Linked DNA regions of Homo sapiens: region 2 is linked to region 1. A link is a loop called in an ENCODE intact Hi-C map of the cell type or tissue named here. Cell type or tissue: PC-9. All regions are shown on one strand. Each heading gives the region's core, and the rest is flanking DNA. Links, peaks and the distances in the headings are about the cores only. Region 1 overlaps LOC105370854 (a long non-coding RNA gene). Region 2 has its middle 44 kb from the start of TPM1.

The links. Peaks named below come from ENCODE experiments on the same cell type or tissue, not always from the same donor. Only the 100,000 strongest peaks of a DNase experiment are listed, where the experiment ranks them.
Region 2: a loop joins it to region 1, with 4 times the contacts of the local background. A loop is called at or near these places in 2 of 110 quality-filtered maps.

The regions. Positions count from the first base shown.
Region 1 is chr15:62,854,729-62,860,104 of GRCh38, reverse strand. The region is part of intron 1 of LOC105370854 (a long non-coding RNA gene); the gene reads left to right. Among named protein-coding and RNA genes, the nearest start is that of MIR190A, 33 kb to the right of the region's middle. In PC-9, for the core only: no CTCF peak of the experiment used is centred there; DNase peaks (open chromatin) are centred at 2,394 and 2,914; H3K4me3 peaks cover 1,616 bases; H3K27ac peaks cover 4,934 bases.
Region 2 is chr15:62,996,158-63,001,533 of GRCh38, reverse strand. No RefSeq gene overlaps it. Among named protein-coding and RNA genes, the nearest start is that of TPM1, 44 kb to the left of the region's middle. In PC-9, for the core only: no CTCF peak of the experiment used is centred there; a DNase peak (open chromatin) is centred at 3,013; H3K27ac peaks cover 2,184 bases.

The DNA.
Region 1 (5,376 bases), core at 193-5,192:
TTGGGCAGTATGGCGATTTTCACGGTATTGACTCTTCCTATCCATGAGCATGGAATGTTCTTCCAGTTGTTTGCGTCCTCATTTATTTCACTGAGCAGCGGTTTGTAGTTGCCCTTGAAGAGGTCCTTCACATCCCTTGTAAGTTGTATTCCTAGGTATTTTATTCTCTTTTTTGTAATTGTGAATGGGAGTTCACTCATGATTTGGCTCTTTGTCTGTTATTGGTGTATAGGAATGCTTGTGATTTTTGTACACTGATTTTGTATCCTGAGACTTTGCTGAAGTTGCTTATCATCTTAAGGAGATTTTGGGCTGAGACGATGGGGTTTTCTAAATATACAATCATGTCACCTGCAAACAGAGACAATTTGATTTCTTCTTTTCCTAACTGAATACTCTTTATTTCTTTCTCTCGCCTGATTGTCTTGGCCAGAACTTCCAATACTATGTTGAATAGGAGTGGTGAGAGAGGGCATCCTTGTGCCAGTTTTCAAAGGGAATGCTTCCAGTTTTTTCCATTCAGTATGACACTGGCTGTGGGTTTGTCATAAATAGCTATTATTATTTTGAGATACATCCCATCGATACCTAGTTTATTGAGACTTTTTAGCATGAAGGGTTGTGGAATTTTGTTGAAGGCCTTTTCTGCATCTATTGAGATAATCATGTGGTTTTTGTCATTGGTTCTGTTTACGTGATGGATTACATGTATTGATTTGCGTATGTTGAACCAGGCTTGTGTCCCAGGGATGAAGCCAACTTGATCGTGGTGGATAAGCTTTTCGATGTGCTGCTGAATTCGGTTTGCCAGTATTTTATTGAGGATTTTTGCATCGATGTTCATCAGATGTTGGCAAAAGGCCAAATTGTTAAACATGTATATTTGGCTAAAGTTGAGGCTGAAGCCAAAAGTCACAACTGAATTTTGAGATTCCAGAAGAAATCTGAAATTGTATTAAATATTATTGTTATGATGATTTTATTACCAAAAAGGTTAGTAGTTACATGTTAAAGGGTGAGAACTGTTATTTCTCAGTGCAGTGTCATTTCCCTGCTGGTGCTCCTGTGACCATTATACTTTGACACAGAACAGTCACTCATTTCAACTAATATTTAATAATATCTGTTATGCTGAGCAGAATATAATTCAGAAAAAAAGTTTTTCAATAATATGTTTTCTAGAAAGAACTTTGTACCTACAATTCATTCTTGGGCAAATCTCTGCTCAGTATGGCAAGCTGGCTACATTGGGCATACAAAAAGCCTCTGAACCATACCAGGCAGGACAGTCTGGGTTTAATTCATTCCAGTCTGCATGGCTGCTCTGTGCAGCTAGTTTCGGCAAGGGCCCCTGAGCTGTGAGGAGCTTGAGTCGTCCTGTCAGCCCCACTCAGAGGTATTTGGCCTGCAGAGAAATTTTCTGATTTTCTCTAAACTTTGAGGAAAGACAGTTCAAAGATCTAGATGTATGCCTTCAGCCTCACCCATGGCATTTACTCTCTGTAAGGCTCATGACTTGCTCTTTGTTTTCTTTGCACCTGACTCATCTTCCTGCAGACTGTGTGCTTCCTGAGGGCAAACTCCCTGTTTGTTCATCGTTGGATTTTCTGCACCTGGCCCATGCCTGACCCACAGGGTCCTGGAGCACTGACTATGAGCCAGGAACTGTGTTGATGTTTCATGAGCTCATCTGATTTAATATCTAGAAAGTTTCCATGTACCTCCACCTCTAAGATAACTGTCATATGTATCTACTGGAGGAATTGACTTGTGAACGTTGACTTGTGCCTAAGACAGTCCTTGGAACGTAGAAAATTGCCCAATAAGATAAAATATGAGTTTTGGGAACCATTTGAAATTGGCATGAAGTCTTTATTCACCTAAACCTCTGAAAAGCACTGCTCTAGGAGCAGAGAAAAAGGGGGATTGAGACATCAAACAATTACACAAAATGACTGGGAAATGCCTGCAATATGGTCACTGCAAAGGCTGAATATTAAATTGTCTATTTGCTGTGATTATATAAAAAGTATAGGATCTGGAAATAAAACCTGGAAGTGAAATATTGACCAAAAGAATTCTAATGAGGGTTTCTTTTTCAAGATTTAAAAGCTAAGCATCAATCTAACTTAGCTGTTATTTACTAATTTAAATCCCTACTTTACTCCATAAGAATCTAAGGAGGCTTAGAAGCTGGTTTGTGCATCAGCTGAGGCCAATCTGAGAGGCTACGGGCCTTTGTTCTTCCATCGCCTCAAGGGCCAGACCTGGAAAAAGAGAGCAGGGTTTCTCCAGTGCTGGCCTGCCTCGGAACTACCTGGGTGCTTAGGAACAAGAGTGGTGACTGGGCCCACTCTGGCACCTGCTGAGTCATAGTCTCTGTGGTTGAGGTGCCAGATTCATATTTTTCTGAAACTCCTTGGGGCATTCATTCAGCAGGTTACATTTTGCCAGGGTTAACACCCATTTTGCACCTCTGCCAGGGTGAGGATGTGGTTAGGGGAGGAGGGCATGGGTGCTCATCACAGCCCTGTACCTGCCGTGGGAAGACTGTGATTAGGGACAACCTCCTATCCTTAAGGCTGGCCAGGAGCTGGCGGGGAGCTGGCCCCGCTTCCAGCCCTGTGGGAAGTGGCAGTGAGAGTGGGAACAGGACATGAACTGTCATCTGTGGCAGTGACCCTCCACGTGTGGCCCGTGAGCCAGCAGCACGGGCATCAGCAGGGAATGTGATGGAAAAGCAAACTCTTTGGGCCGTGCCCCAAACTCACTGAATCAGAGATGAGGGGACTCAGCACCTGTGTGTTACACCCTGTGGGTGATTCTGACTGGCATTTCAATGTTGGCAAATCACTGATCTGTAGACCCTTCTCCTAATTATCTTCTTCTAATCTCCCTGCAGCCATTTGAGGTGAGAGGTGGCAGTGCCCTATTTTGGAGAGCTTAGTTATCTGCTGTGTCCCAAAGCCTGCCAGGAGCAGAGGCGGGAGCCAAGTCCAGGCCAGGTGGTTTCCGGCTCCTTCCATTCCTCAGGTATCCAAGAGCAGCTGGTGGTGGCAGGAGTGGCTGCTCTCCTCCTCCGTGCCTTGAGAGAGGGTCTGGGAGGGTGTGAGGGAATGCGGGGAGCAGCCTCATAACCAGCAAGGCCTCTGGGGAAGCAGGGAGCCCCCATGTGCATTCCTGTGCTGTCTCACACCCACCCCGCCCCTGCATAGTCCTGGCCTCCCCATGGCCCTTACCACATCAGGGAACCCAGGAATGGTGTGTCCAGGTAAGAGGCTGGAAATGAAATTTTCATTTTAAAAAAGTCCTTCCGGGTTTACAAGGTGTGTGTGAAGGGATGGTGCTCATACCTGAGAGGGCGTCCGTGGATTAGGAAAGTCAAAATGATGAGGGGTCCCTCACCTGCCAACACCACTGTGGGTAGGGTGGACCCTGCCCCTCCTGGCCACCTTGCTGTGCAGGCGGTGGCAGCAGGTTCCCACCACAGACGAGGAAGCTGAGCCTCAGTGAGCAGAGGGCAGTGCCAGGGCTCAGTAGGGGATGTGGACACCTAGACCACTCTGCTGCAGCCCACCCTGGGCTCGGGTCCTGCACTGCCTGGCAGAGGCCGGTCCAGGCTTCCAGTTGATTGGGGAGAGGCTAGCCTCACTGTCGTCTCTGCCTGTCCAACCCAGCTTCTTCTCCCTCTGTGGAAAAGGGTAGCTGGGTTAATATCAAATGTTTTCATGTCAACCTACAATTTGGATTTCCTGAAGGTGTTTGGTCTGGGGAATAGAGGGGTGAAGGATGAAGTTTCTCCATCTTAGTTTTTCAATGATGAGGAAAACCTCATGCTTCCTGAGTTGGGAGAAGCACTTGCCTTAGAGTCAGAAAAAGCTAAGGTGGAATTGTCATTTCTCTCCCTTCCCGTATTTAACAGCTTGCACCTCAGTTTCTTTATGTAACAGCTTGCACCTCATGGGACAACACAACCCGTGTGGCAGAATTTTTGTGAAGAGTCAATGAAATAGTGTATGTGATCGCTCGAGCAGTGACCGGTACGGAGGTGCTGAAGAGATGCTGCTTGTTACTTTCTTTCTAGGTACCACAGAGTCCGTGTTCACACAGTGTAAATGCCATCTGTGGGAATTTAGGACACTGTCACTAGAGACACAGTAGTTTAAATCACAGACGTAATTAAGAAAACCCAATATACTATAATTCAGAAAATCCAAATCTGCAAACCAAATGCAAATTATTCTCTTTGCAGAAGGATTCTTCTATTAAAAAAAAAAAAAGCCCAAACAAAAAACCCAAAACATACCCAGAGATTCCCTTAAAATCATGTATTGATTTTATTTTATTCAGTCTCTTCAGGAATATATTTATTGGGTAAAGCATAGATTTAGTGACCACCTGGGCATCTCCAGCTCAGAATTGCCCCCAGTAGTAAGAGAAATTTGCTTTTTTTTTTTTTTTTGAGACAGCGTCTCGCACTGTCACCCAGGCTGGAGTGCAGTGGTGCGATCTCAGCTCACTGCAACCTCCACCTCCCGGGTTCAAGCAGTTCTCCTGCCTTAGCCTCCCGAGTAGCTGGGACTATAGACACATGCCACCATGCTTGCCTAATTTTTGTATTTTTAGTAGAGACGGGGTTTCACCGTGTTAGCCAGGATGGCCTCGATCTCCTGACCTCGTGAGCCACCTGCCTTGGCCTCTTGAAGTGCTGGGCTTGCAGGCATGAGCCACTGTGCCCGGCTGGAATTTGCTTTTTTAAATTAAAGAAACTTGAGCTCAAAAAGATTAAAAAAAAATTCCACTTGAAAATTCTTGGCATAAATGTCCCATTTTTCTGACCTACACAACCTATGGGTATAGGTCAGAACAATGGAACATTTGTTCTATACCCATAAGAAAATGCCACAAAGCAAAGTGTCCATAAATCCACAGTAAATCTTTACTTAATGTCATTAGGTTCTTGGAAACTGTGACTTTGAGCAAAATGACGTATGATGGACGAAACCAATTTTTTTCCTCATCAATGTTATAATGAAATCACACTGAACAAAACGACATTATTTGGAAACTTGCTGTCTATTGCTTCTCTTAAAGTCAAGACTCCAAGAACCTATTGATGACCTTAGGTGAGCCCTTGCTATACGGGACTGCAATTCACAGGAGAAACCATTCTCACTGGACACTCGCTGGGCCTCTCTCTCTTTATCAAAATCATTTATTAACCCTGTGGCCTTGGGCCTTGGGTGATGCCTCTGAGCTTCAGCATCTGCATCTGTGAACAAGGCTGGGACAGATGCAGGCGTCAGACAACGGGTTCACATCAGTTCTCGCTCCGAAATGCCAGTTTTCTTCCCTGCGATGGTGGTAATGGGATGT
Region 2 (5,376 bases), core at 108-5,107, 140 kb before region 1:
CTTAATAATTATTTGTTGAATGAATGAATGAAAAAATTAAATCTAATCTGAAAATTTATCCTTTAACAGATGAGTTTAATCTGTTATAATTCTTGTGATTATTGATATTTGACCGACTTCTACCACTTTTTGTTTTCTAAATACATGTTTTATATTTCCTTCTCTTTTTATTTTCCTGCTTTATTGACTTCTACTGGATTAGTCGAATAGGTTTTATTTCATTTCCCCTTCTACTATATTGAAAGTGATTCCTTTTCTGTTGTTGAGAAGTGATTGAGTTCTCAATCACTTCCTATCTCTGTGCTACCAAGAAGAAAATAGAGAAAAGAAATAATAACAGCTATTTATTGTATATCTTGGTCAACATTTGGAATAAAGGACATTTGCTAACTATGCCCTTTGATCAGCACAATAACCCTGTAAATTCAATGTTAGAATGCCCATTTTACAGATAAGAACTTCGAGATTCAGATAGTTTAAGTGACCTGTCCAAGGCCCTACAGCCAGTGACCAGCAGATCTGGGGATGAAACTTGTTCTCTGTGATTTCACAGTATGCGTTTCCTGCTGCCAGCCACACTGCTGATGCAAAGGCCAACCCCAGATTGCTGTAGGACAGTTATCACAGTATTTCTTAGTTCCCACAGCCATATTCTGGTCACCAGACCTTGTTATCTCCGTGTCCTTGTGATAATTCAGAAATGGAAATGAATGAACACAGGCCTGGGGTACAAGTTCTGGGCACAAGAGAGCCATGAGCTGAGAAGTAAACAGAACCCTTAAAGCCCTCCAAAATTAAATTGGTCATAATCTGAATGAATTCTGTCAACTCTTTTTAATAACATCTCCAAATCAGCCACTTACTGTGTTGGGAATGCATTCTCTTCTCCCATTTGATACTTAGCTGGAGCCCGTTAATAAGCAGACAAAAAGAACTGTAATTCTTGCTACTATCTCTGCAAATTGATTTTCAGCTATTTGTTCTTTCTTCAAACAGCTTCCAATCTGCTTTGATTGTCTCCCTCTGGAAAGGGTCTGACGGCCCAGATTAGAGAGGGGGAGGAACATAGGGCCACATGGTCACTGGCTATAGGAGAGCAAGGACAGAAGCTTCTGAAGCTGTATTAATATTCAGTGTCAGTCGCAGGATGGATGGGAGAGGGAACAAGCTTCGGGAGCCTTTGATGAGGTCACCCACAGAGGAGGCAGGTGCTATGAATAAGATTACCCACAATCCCACAAGCTCCCGATGAATTCCCATTGCAGTAAACAATGTCCAGTGGAATGGTAATCCTGGGGTTGGATGTCCTGCTGATTTTGCAGGGGTACAGGTGCATCTTTGTCTGAAAGGGCGGTGTTCCTTTCTAGGATGAGAGTATGAAAGAATGTGACCAAATTTCTGAAATTCCATTCAGGGACTGCAGCCATGCCCAGTAACTGCACCCGCAAGCGTGTCTGCGAGGCGTGCAGCCCGGGCTGGCCAGAGGGCCTCACTGGGCCCTGTTCAGGATTTCATCTCTAGTGGAGGCACATGCGTCAACTCGCCCTTGAGAGGCACTTTTCAAAGTGGGTACCATCTGAATCCAAGCCAGTTGGTGGGGGTACAGGGTTGGTTGTGCCTGTTAAAATGTGGATCTGGGGCCCCACCCTAGACTTACTGAGTCAGAATCTAATAGGAGGATGCCAGGAATCTACATTTCCAATAAGTGGCTGGGGTGATTTTGGTACCAAGTCTAACTTGTTCTTCAGGGACTCTCTGCAGGTGCCGGCAGCCTCCTGTTGGGTGGCTGGGCTGGTGCGAGGGGGCACATACTGTTAGAGTAGATGAATAGTTAGACATAAACAAAAAAGAGAGCCCCTGGGGAGGAAGTTTTGGAAAATGTTATGTTCCAGAGACTACTTAAAACATGTATGTTAAATATAAACAGAGAGGAGGGAAAATGCCAATGCAGAAAAAGTGCCCCCAAACGCTCCTTAAGACGTCTTGTAATTTTGTAGTTAACCTGTCAAAATGTAGCTAGCTATGTATTAATAGAAAGGTAAAAAGGGCAAAGAAAATATTCCTAAGAAATCCACAGGCACAGTAAGTACAGTTGTAACCCCCCTGTGACCCTTCTGTGGTGGCGGTACATGAGCAAGGCCACCATTAGGTAAGGTTCGTATTGATTACCTGGCCCTGCACAAGTGTATCAATGACAGTGAGGGAAATTCCACAAACCTAGGTGAAAACTAGGAGGGAGCAAAAGTGGAGACTTAAAACAAAAGCAGAAAACTAAACAAAGAAAAAGGTGGAGTGTTAAGATGGAGGCAGGAGCTTAAAGAAACAGTCTGGCATAATAAAAACTGCAATACAAAAGTATCAGGGCTGCTCCCAGCCGGAAGAGCCCAGTCCTCTCTTGGAGTTTACTCTTATTTCCTTTTGCTTACTTTACTAATTGGTCTCTTAGCCAAATTCTTTCCTCCAGAAGGACTAAAAACCGAAGACTCCACACTTCCCAGTAACAATAGGAAGTGACAGAAGGGCCCTGGATGAGGAATCCTGACCCCAGCTTTCTCCTTAGCTTGCTCTGTGACTTTGAGCACGTCATGTTGTCACCGTGGGCCTCATTTTCTGGTCTGTTAAGTAAGTGCCACCCAGAGCTTCTTAGTAGAGGAACAGGACCAGAATTAATGGCCCAACTCTCTGTTTTGGACATAAGAGTCTGAGGTGGGAGTAGAACTTCTGACTGGAGGTAATAATTACAGCTCGTTTTCATCGCATGCTTACTGTGTGCCAGGCACTGCTGTAGAGATTTAGGCATGAGTATTTTTCTTTCATCACAGCCCCATGAGGTTGCACTTTCATATTATCAGTTTACAGATAAAGAACATGAGGCGAAGAATAGTTAAGGTCATAGCTAGTAAGAGGTGGAACAGGATTCCAAACGCAGACACTCAGACACCAGAACTTTCGCTGTTACAATAAAGATCTACTATATCTCTCCATCGTAAATGTCCTGCTGGCAATTGGAAATACCTGAAACAGCTAAGAGGCTTGCTCATCAGGCAGATGTGGCAGTCATCAAAATAGAGGTGACAGGTGGAAAGCCAGAGAGATATTTAAAGAGTGTGGAGTTGCAGCACCAGTAAATACCTGTTGACTTAACCAGCCCAGGGTAACAGCCCTTTGAACTTCTGTATGGTTGTAAAAATGTGACTTTGTTGAGGGGAGTTTAAAGCATGATTGCAGGTAGGTGTAGAAATCTTGGGTGAGGGGAAGGGGACATTTGCTAGCACCCTGCCCCCACCTGCCCAGCATGCTCTAGAGGTAATGGCCCTTTCCTTTATAGAGATTTAGGGCCGGAAATAGGTCCCTGCTCATTGTTTCAGAGCTCTGAAGACACGTTTGGGAAGTTACAAAGCAACCATGATGCCATACTTCCTTCACCGTAGAGACTTGTCCAGTAGATGACACTGGGTGTAATTTGGTCTCAGGCAGAACTGGGCCAGAATTTGATAGTGGGTAAAGCAGGTCCTTGCAGAAGGCTAAATTACAGGGGGTAATGCCTCCTTGCTAGTCCTCCTGGACTAGCAAGGGGCTGGATTTTCCATGGAAGGGAATGACCTTGTTGGTGGCAGATGCCATTCTATGGCCTTCTCATCTCTGTGTGCCCTCCTGGGGGTGGGGGTGGTCCCTTTTCTGCCCCAGCGTCAACTCTCACCTTCATGATAAGATTCCATAATCTTCGCCTCTAGCTTGGACCTCTCTCTGGCCTCAGGCTTTTATTTATATCCACCTCCTGGACCTCTGTATGTGGAGGCCCCGCTGGTAACTCACGCTCCATTTGTCCTGGTCTATTTCCCACAACTCCTGCCCTCTTTTGCTCTTCTCTTGTTAATAGAAGCTGTGTTCACCAAATTCTTCAGTGGTTTCCATCAGCTGCAGGGGAAAGCCCAGACTCCTGGGCTGGAACTCAGGGATATTCAGGTGCCAGACCCACCCACCTTTCCAGCCCCATGCCCAGCCCTTTGCATTCCAGCCACACTTGTGCCCTTTTACACCTTGGTGTCTTTGACTGATTTTTTATTAGGGTGCCTTTGCTTTCTGTAGCAGTCTGATTGCTCCTTTTTATCCTTCAAGACCTGGCATAACACCTTAGAGAAGCTTTGTAAGACTATAATCCTCTCCCTCCCCAGAAGAGGTCCTCCTTCCTTGGGGCTCCCTTGGCCTTTTTTTTTGGAGATACAACCTTGCTCTGTCGTCCAGTCTGGAGTGCAGTGGTGCAATCACAGTTCACTGTAGTCTTGACCTCCCGAGCTAAAGCAACCCTCCCACCTCAGCCTCCTGTGTAGCTGGGACCATAGGCACTTGCCAGCACACCAGGCTAATTTTTAAATTTTTTGTAAAGATGAGGTCTTGCTATGTTGCCCAGTCTGGGCTCAAACTCCTGGGCTCAAATGATCCACCCACCTCGGCCTCCCAAAGTGCTAGGATTATAGGTGTGAGCCACTGTGCCCGGCCTCCCTTGGCCCTTTCTGCATGCCACTAGTTCACGTTTTCCATGTTGCATTGCTAATATCTTTTCCCACGACCTTCCTGCTGGACACCAAGCTTCTCCATGGAGAGAAGCTTTCTGTCAAAGACTCTCACACTCAATTTTGTGTTCCCAGTCCCAGGAAAATGCTCAGGAGATGTGGTTTAAGAAATGAACCCATGGTTCAACAAATGGGTCAGAATTTCTGGGAGAATGGGCCTGTGGTTTACTGGGCCCCTCAGGATTTTATCCAAAGCATAATGGTGGTAAAGGGAAGGACAGATGCCTGGAGAGGCTTCCCAGATACCATGCCGCCCAGGACTCTGCATGTGTGAGGCCCTTGGGCCTCCCTGGCCCATCCTCCCTTCCTCCCCTGTTGTCTCAAATCTTGCAACAACTCACCACCTTCCTGTCTCAGCCCAGGACTCTCCCTTTGTTCCAGTCCTTTTAGAAGTCTCCTCACCTCTTCTAGGAAGCCTCTCTTCGTTAAATAGGATGGGGGAGAAAAGATGAGCTTTCCTAAAGCTCCTAAGTCAAGCATTTTCCCCCTCTCTGGCATTTCAGATTAATTGAGAGAGTGAGGAAGAGGAAGCAAAAAAGCACAGATTTTAGTCCTGTTAGGCTCTTGGTCCCATTAGAGAAGCAGTTAGTTCCCTAAACCCTTCATTAGGATCATGCAGGTATTTGTTCATCATACGGCTCCTGGGCTCCATTCTAGATCTGCTGGATGAGAATCTTCAGGGTGGGGGCCTGGAACCTCTATTTTTAACAAGCACCTTGGGTAATTTTTAAAAATCAGCAGACAAGTTTGGGAACTCTGTTTAGGTGCCAAATAAGCAAATTAAATAACTTTCTGTTGGGCT